Linked DNA regions of Homo sapiens: region 1 is linked to region 2. The links are chromatin contacts, found by Hi-C or POLR2A ChIA-PET in ENCODE. All regions are on one chromosome and are shown on one strand. Each heading gives the region's core, a stretch centred on a gene start or an enhancer-like site at or near the end of the contact. The rest is flanking DNA. Distances are from core to core; before and after follow the strand shown.

Region 1 (3,830 bases), core at 238-2,737, 50 kb before region 2:
TGGCCCCTATCTCCCACTATCTTTCCTCCAGCCTTGTAAGGTAGATCTTATCCTTGTTTCATTGTAATGATGGGAAATGCAGGCTGAGAGAGGAGAAGCTCCCAGCCTGAGGCCCACAGTCAGAAAGAGGACAGAGTGGGGACCCACACCCTGGTTTTCGAGGCTGCCTTGCCTTGCATGTCCTGTAAGGCCTGTAGACAGTAGACAGAGCGAGCATCCAACCCTAAACACACTCATGGAGAAACAAGCCCACCAGGGTCTCTGTTGTGAACTGGGGACGTCTGAGGATCCGTGAAATGGCCTTGTCTAAGAAAACAGGCCCTGGGTGTACAAAACCCAGCCAACCCCCGCTTCAACATTTCCATCAGGTTCAAATGCTGAGACGGCAACATCCCTGAAACCTGTAAGGAGATAGCTGCATGGCCCCTGACTCCTGTTTCCAGCTCGAGTCTGTCAGGAGACTTCACACAGGAGGGGTCCCGCTGGGATGCATCAAGTCAGGCAAGACCAGCCTTGTTCTAGGAGAGGTTCAGCCTCTGCTGGAGCCTGAGAGCCCACCAGTGAATCGGGGCGCACACTGCAGAAGGTGGCAGGACCCAGGGAGAAGCTTGAGAGCACTGGAGTCAGACTGACCGGGGCTCCCACCCAGGCTGCCCATTTCCTAATAATGTGAACTGAGCCATTTACTCAACCTGGTGGGGCCTCAGTCTTCTCATTTGTGAAATGGGGAAAAAGTCAGCCCTCCGTTCTTGGCTGCGCTGAGGTGATCTGCAAAAGCTCTCACACAGTTTCTGACACATGGAAGGTGCTGGATAAACATCAGGCTCTAACATGTTGCCTTCTACGTGTCCTTCAGTTTGGAGTCAAGAGAAGAGATCAAAAGGGAGCTCTGCCCTCCTTTGATATTCAGGAGTCAGCAGGAGCACTCAGGTCAGAACTCCTCCCCGAGTTCGGGGTGGTGGGGGGTGGTGGGAGGGGGCTCTGACCTAGCACCCTATAAAAGGAAGGTAAAGCTCCAGCACTGGCACAGCTTCATGCCCCTATTGTTGTCTGACCACACTGAACTGGGAGGATGGGTTTAGTGTCTGTGTCTAGGACCAGAGAAGGGTGTAGGGAGGACAAGGATGAGCTGATGTTGATTTTTACATTCTCAGCCCCAAGCGAAGCCTTTGGCTGGTGCCAGTCAACATCTGTAGCATGAGTGAATGAATGAATGAGAGCATCATCCCCGCAGAAGCATCAGACACACAGTCTCTCCTTTCTCCGGCTTCTCCCAAAATTGAACAATTATCTCAACAATAACAGCCACAATTAAAACCCAGCACTGGCCCTGTGAGCCAGGAAGCCCAGTGTGTTTACTCTGAAGGCCTCCGCGGCTGGGATGTGAGGAGCCGGCCTCTGGAATCCCAGGCACAGGCCCGTGGGCCCCTGGCTTTATCTCCCTGCTTTCTCCTTCCTCCCATTGTCCTGTCTGGCTTCCCACAGCCCTAGACAAGGCCCCAGCTTTGTTTGGAGGTCACAGGGTGGCCCTGACTGCCCCAGAGGTATTCGGTTAGGGCAGAATGGCCAATGCCCCTCCTAGGGAAGCATTCCTTTCTGAACTTTCCCAGTGACCCTCCCCCACACAGCTTGGTTTCCTCAAAGACATCAAGGCCACCACATCCCCTATCCCTGCCCCCAGCCCCAGTTGGGGGTGGGTGATCAGAGGCCCCCCAAAGAGGCCAACTGATTAGCTAAGGTAGAGGGCAGGCAAAAAATTAACAAGACAAATGAATAGCCAGGACCAATAAATTAAAATACTACATAGTGACAGCTAGGAGGGGTGTGGGGTGAGGGCAGGGTGCCAATCCATCCTTCCCTAGCGGAGGGGAAATTCAAAAGCACCAGAGGTTTCTGAAGACTGAGCTCAAGAAACAAATGATCCCTCAAAGGCCTGAACTCCAAACCCTCAATGATGGTAGCGAGGCAGGCTTTATGTTGAGGGAAGACCCCGACAGCAGGAGGTGGAGCTGGGGGCGGTCATGACCAAGCCTTGCTTTTTAGCCGATTCCCAGCGACTGGCTACAGCACGGGACTCTAGTACCTCTTTCCAGAGACAGACAAGAAATAAGCTCCATAAATCCTGGTTTTCCGGTATGAGTGGTGCCCAGTTCCGAGAGGGGGGCCTCTTTCATATTCTCTTCCTCCCTCCACCAGCTACTCGACTCAAATGAGCTTCTCTGATTGTCTCAGAGGGTGATGGGAAATGCTGATGACAAAAACATGATGATATCAGTTCTATTCATTTTGCCTTAAACCTAAGCCAGGACCTTTACTTTTGATAGCAGCAGGAGACAAATAGGGGCAGGTCCCCGGTGAAACCTCACCTCCAAGCTGAAGACAGTTTAAAGCCTGAAAGCCAAGCTACAAGTCAAATCCATGGACCAGATTGAGAACCTGTCTTCCAGTCTGGTGTGCTTTCCTCTGATTGATCCCCACCCTTAACCTATTCTACACTTACCTACCCTTTCCTAATTGGTTTTCTACACTGTTGTGCCCACCTTTGAGTGGTGTCTTTACTTTAACCTTTTTTGCATACTCCTAAATCAATTGGCATGCACTCACCATTGTGAGTCCATAAAAAGCCCTGGACCCAGCCACACTAGGAGAGAAACCACCCGACTTCGGGGGAGAGAAAGCCCCCCGCTGCATCGCCTCTCCACTAGAGCTGTTCCATTGTTCAATAAAATTCTTCTCCACCCATCCTCACCCTTTGAATTGTCAGCATATCCTCATTCTTCTTGGACACAGGACAAGAGTTCCAGAACCACCAAATGTGGGTACAAGCTATAACGCAAGCAGGCCGAGTGGGCAGGGTGCCTCTAGTGGTAGGCCTGGGGCTGAGCAAGGCCTGGGCAGTGGGGGGGCGTTGCCGGCCGTGGAGGTCCCTGATTGGCAAAGTGGCTGAGAAAAATTCTGTGTCACTTTCCAATGTTGTAATGAATGAAGTGATGACCTGGATAGTAACATCAGCAGCTCACATTCACTGGGGGCTGACTATAGGCCAGAAGTGTCTTGCTGATCCTCATTGCAAGTCAGGGAGAATTTGTACAAGGACTCAGAAAGTCTAAGAAACCTGCCCAATGTTACACAGCTGGTGGGAGAATCAACTCAGCTCCACCTACATGTGAGACCCTCAGTCCCTTTAATTCCCTTAACTTGGTTTAGCAGGACTTATATTATACAATTGGAGAAAGTGAAGCCCAGGTCAATGATTTATGTCATTTGTCCTCAGAAGCAGGGTCCTGGTCTTCATTTGGGGTCTGACATTTTCCCAGAGTTAGCCTGTGTCTCCTCAGCCTTTGGGGAAGGACAGCTGAAGGGGGTTGTAATTCCAGAAGGGTGGCTGTCCTCCAAACACTGGGATGCTCCCTTTAGGGCTGTGGCTGGGAAGGGCTAGCCAGCCAGGAACTACATTTTGCAGCCTCCTTTGCACCTATGTGGTCATGTGACTCATTCTCACCAATGATAGTGGAAGTGACGCCCAAGTCACTTCCACTATCATTGGTGAGAATGTGATGAGAAAATAAGTGAGCCCTCTTTACTCCTTCCTTCTTCCATAATGACCTTGGAAGCCACATGTTGAAAATGGAAGAAACCTGGGACCCAAAATACTGTGTGGACAGCCACCCACCACTTTCACTGGATTGTCGCTGAGTGAGAAATTAATGTGTATTGTATTAAGCCACTGAGATTCTGGGTTTACCTCTTGCAGCATCTGGCACTGCCTTAACCCATTACTAGCAGTTTTGGTTCTCAGTTATTACCAATCATCTTACCCACAACCATTC
Region 2 (4,022 bases), core at 1,180-3,679:
TTTATAGACGGGGAACTGAGGCCCAGACTGTAGTCACACGGAGAGTCGGGGGCAGAGACAGGGCTCAAACCCAGACATTCCAGCTGCAAGTTCTGACTGTAAAACCACCAACACTCAGAAGAAGGACGGCAGAGCAGAAAGAAGCTGGACACAGGGTCCCAGCACTGGTATGTTGATTTCTTCTTCAGGAGAGGTGCTATTTTCCCTTTAAATATATGACGGCTGTGGTCTGCAGCCCACCCACATCCTCACCCTTAACCCCAGCAGTAGCTCTGTAGGGAAAGGTTATCGTGCCCAATTCACAGATAAAGAAACCAAGGCTCGTGAAGCTTAATGGTCTCCCAGCCAGCAAGTGAGAACCAGGATTTAAATCAGGGCCAATACCACAGCTGTCTCTGCTGGCTTCAGTCCCAGCCCCTCCACCAGCCAGATGTGACTCGGGCCAATCTTTCCCCAAGTGGACCTCAGTTTCTACATCTATACAGTGGTCTTACTAGTTCCTTTCCTGAGTCCCGGCCCAGGGTGGCTGGGCAGATAGAATGAGAAGACAGCGAATGTGAAGGCCACTGCAGAGCACACCAGCCTGCACTGCAGGCTGTAAAGCCCAATAACTGGGCCACTCGGTGAAGACTGACATTTACAACAGTGTGCCCAGACGCCCCACAGGATCCTCTGCCAGCAGAGAGATTCAATTATGGTCATTATGGTGCACTTAGGAAAACCAGGGAGCAGCTAATACATTTTAGAAAGATTGGCAACAACAGAGGTTGAATCAAAACGAGTTTTCTACTTAACCCTCAGTTAAACAGAAAATCCATTTAACCACAAGGCAACACCCTGTCTTCCCAGCCTCCAATCACTTTTATAAAAAAATCGTCTGCCACTTAGCTTTATATTTTTATCACCCTGAAAGCTGCCTTGGAATGAAAAATAAATTCATTGATGGAGAGAAAGATGTCATCGACCTCTATAGGTTAGCAGCCTGGAGCAACATCCTCAAGCCCTTGCTCCCTCCAGCGTGGCAAGAACACAATCCTTGTTTCCATCCCTGCCAAAGATGCTGGCGGACGCTGGAGAAAGCAGCCCCAGAGGCCCAAGAGGAGTGCAAATGTACACCTCCCACCCCCGCCACTAGAGGGAGCAAACCAAACCTTTGCAGTCACCGGAGGCTCCCAGAAGGAGGCTGGCAATGAAACGTGCCTGGAGAGGACCTATAGGGATTCGGTGACCTCCAAGTACGCTAAGCTGCAGAGCAGTCCAGAAGTGTGGGCAGGAACAGGAGCGATTCAAGTTAGGAAGAGTGTTCCCAACAAATGGGGAGAGGAACATATTAGCCAGATAGTTCTCCCTATTATTAAGTAAAGCAGCATTGACTACACACGTGCAAAAAGATACTCCAGGTACGGGGTTCCCAGATAAAATACAGGATGCCCAGTGAAGTGTGAATTTCAGATAAACAACAAATAATCTTTCAGTGATTCTTCCTAAATAGTACATGGAACAAATATTGCTTGGGGCAGATTTATGCTAAAAATTGAGTCATTGTCTATAGGAAGTCCAGATTTAGCTGGGCATCCTTTAATTTTATTTGCTGTACCTGGCGACCCCTCCCAGGAGGTATGCAGGTGACAGCAGACACTAGACACAGCTGAGTGTCCAACAGTAGGGGCCCTCCAGCCCTGTGATGCCCAGGAAGGAATCTCACAAACTGTAAGGCCAGGAGAGATGGGGAAAAAAAGCAGGAAGCCCAACTGAACGGACTTTCTGGTGTCAACTATTGAACACATGCCTGAGTGTGAACAAAAGCAGGAAACGAAGGAGGCTCTGGTCCTAAGAGAGGAAGTGAATGATTTCTTTTCCCTTCATTTTCCAAGCTCTGAATTGTTTTATTGTCTTAACAAGAACAGCCACACACACACAACCAAAGTGCTCAACTTTTCTTATCTTTTGAGATCAACCTGGTTGTTCTATCAGGTGGTGAGTCCTTCGAACTCAGGGAGTGGGAGTTTTTCATCTCTGAACCCCAGTGGATGCCTAGTGAATGGAGGAAAGAAAAAAAGAAGAAAGGGAGGGAAATAAGGAGGGAAGAAGGGAGGATGAAGGAGGCTCTGTCCATGCAAAAGCCAAGAGCTGGGAGGTCCCCAATTGCAAGGTGACTTCTGAGGACCACAGGGACCTCCAGGCAGAAGGAGCCAACTCTGTCACCCCAGGTCTCCTTGCTACCTCTCCTGAATAGAGAGGTTTTGAGGTCAGGAGCCTGGATGCTATCTGGACAGCAGTCAGCCCAAAGCCTGGCCCCAGGCCTGTGGGCCACCTGCCATCACTTCCTCTGCATTTACTAAGAGAAGCTGCCCAGCATGGGGACACACTGTGAGATGCAGGAATGAGCCTGTCTGAGGAGCTTCCCCCAGGGACAGAAAGCAGATACCACACCCCTGGGCTCTGCCCCCTCCTTCTCCCGTGGGACATGCCTGCCTGCCTCTTGGTTCAAGTTCAGTTTAAACAGATGTTCTGTTCCTAAGAAGCCCTGTCTTTGAAGTCCAGGAGAAAAATCTCAGCTCCAAAGGGACCTTTCCTACTGAAGAGACTCTCTGGGGAGTCTCGGCAGAAATAAAAAACAAAACCCCTGGATCCTTATCTCCTGGTATTTATGAGATTTTTAATTAGAACAGCTGCCTCCATGGGCTACACTGCTGAAAGGGAAAGGGAAGGAGAGAGAGGGGCTGAGGGTGGGAGTCCGACTGAGGAGCACAGGACCGGGAGGGAGGCAGCCTCGCAGGCTCCAAACTGCCTCTGAGATGAAGCTTTTAGTGCCCAGCTCTCCATAACCCCAAGCACGGGTACACAAATGGTGCTCAGAACCCTGGTGGCTTTTACGAACTGCAACCAAATACTTATTGACCCAGGGTTCCCAGGACGCCAGGGGTTCCCAGGCTGGTCTTGTGTCCATCCATTCCACCTGGAGACTACCTGGTCCTATTGCAGGACTCAGCTACAGGGTCTCCCCAACCTTCTGACCACCGTTCCATCCCATCCCCCCACAGCAACCCTCTTGGAAGCATCTTGCTATGGGCATGCCAAGAGCGGGGCAGTGGAAGCCGTCCTTCCAGGGAGCTGGCAACAAAGGGATGAACTGCCTGTAGGGAATTTTGAAACAAACCTAAAACCCACAAAAAGCTGACAGTTCTAAACAATGTCGGTGATAAAATGCTCTGCTTTGAGAAAAAAAAAATCTTTTAGTGATCTAAGTTCTAAACAATTGCTGCAGTCACTGGTGGGTTTGTTTTTTGTTTTTTGGGTTTTTTTTTGAGATGGAGTTTCACTCTTGTTGCCCAGGCTGGAGTGCAATGGCGCAATCTCAGCTCATCACAACCTCCGCCTCCCAGGTTCAAGCAATTCTCCTGTCTCAGGCTCCCTAGTAGCTGGGATTACAGGCATGTGCCACCACGCCCGGCTAATTTTATATTTTTAGTAGAGACGGGGTTTCTCCATGTTGGTCAGGCTGGTCTCGAACTCCCGACTTCAAGTGATCCACCTGCCTTGGCCTCCCAAAGTGCTGGGATTATAGGCATGAGCCACCGCGCCTGGCCAGTGAGTTTTAATAATGTGTATGTAAGCTTCAAATGAGCATATTTTTATTACTTAGGCTTTAAAACACATTGTGTTTGCATAGGTGTGAATTCAGAGAGCACCTACTTATTCAGTCAGAAGCCAACATGTGTGGATCCTGTGATACCTGTTCATTTGGAGAATAAGAACTCAAAATCGGGCTCAGTGCAGTGGCTCACGCCTGTAATCCCAGCACTTTGGGAGGCTGAGGCAGGTGGATCGCCTAGGTCAGAAGTTCGAGACCAGCCTGACCAACACGGAGAAACCCTGTTTCTACTAAAAATACAAAATTAGCTGGGCGTGGTGGCACATGTCTGTAATCCCAGCTACTAGGGAGGCTGAGGCAGGAGAATCACTTGAACCGGGGAGGCGGAAGTTGCAGTGAGCTGAGATGGCGCCATTGCACTCCAGCC

Evidence for each region. Hi-C counts contacts between places; a loop is a spot of excess contacts on that map. ChIA-PET counts read pairs that join two places held with the same protein, here RNA polymerase II (POLR2A). Pooled maps may share reads with other maps.
Region 1: a map of endothelial cell of umbilical vein shows a loop between it and region 2 (4-fold over the local background). The contact joins two enhancer-like sites. A Hi-C loop is called at or near these places in 9 of 168 maps with a recorded cell type or tissue (Right ventricle myocardium inferior, endothelial cell of hepatic sinusoid, endothelial cell of umbilical vein and 3 more) and 5 of 50 pooled maps. POLR2A ChIA-PET finds 5 or more read pairs at or near these places in 1 of 52 experiments (WTC11).

The regions. Positions count from the first base shown.
Region 1 is chr11:44,822,233-44,826,062 of GRCh38, reverse strand. The region is part of intron 2 of TSPAN18 (tetraspanin 18); the gene reads right to left. Among named protein-coding and RNA genes, the nearest start is that of TSPAN18-AS1, 87 kb to the right of the region's middle. RefSeq lists enhancers at 808-1,673, 1,674-2,538, 2,539-3,404 and a silencer at 1,771-2,065. Within about 2 kb of position 1,487, at least 2 of the 41 ENCODE cell types and tissues checked have a DNase peak (open chromatin) inside an H3K27ac peak, as active enhancers do; they include endothelial cell of umbilical vein, where a contact is called at or near this core.
Region 2 is chr11:44,772,703-44,776,724 of GRCh38, reverse strand. All of the region lies in intron 2 of TSPAN18 (tetraspanin 18), which reads right to left. Among named protein-coding and RNA genes, the nearest start is that of TSPAN18-AS1, 38 kb to the right of the region's middle. RefSeq lists an enhancer at 1,813-2,587. Within about 2 kb of position 2,429, at least 9 of the 41 ENCODE cell types and tissues checked have a DNase peak (open chromatin) inside an H3K27ac peak, as active enhancers do; they include endothelial cell of umbilical vein, where a contact is called at or near this core.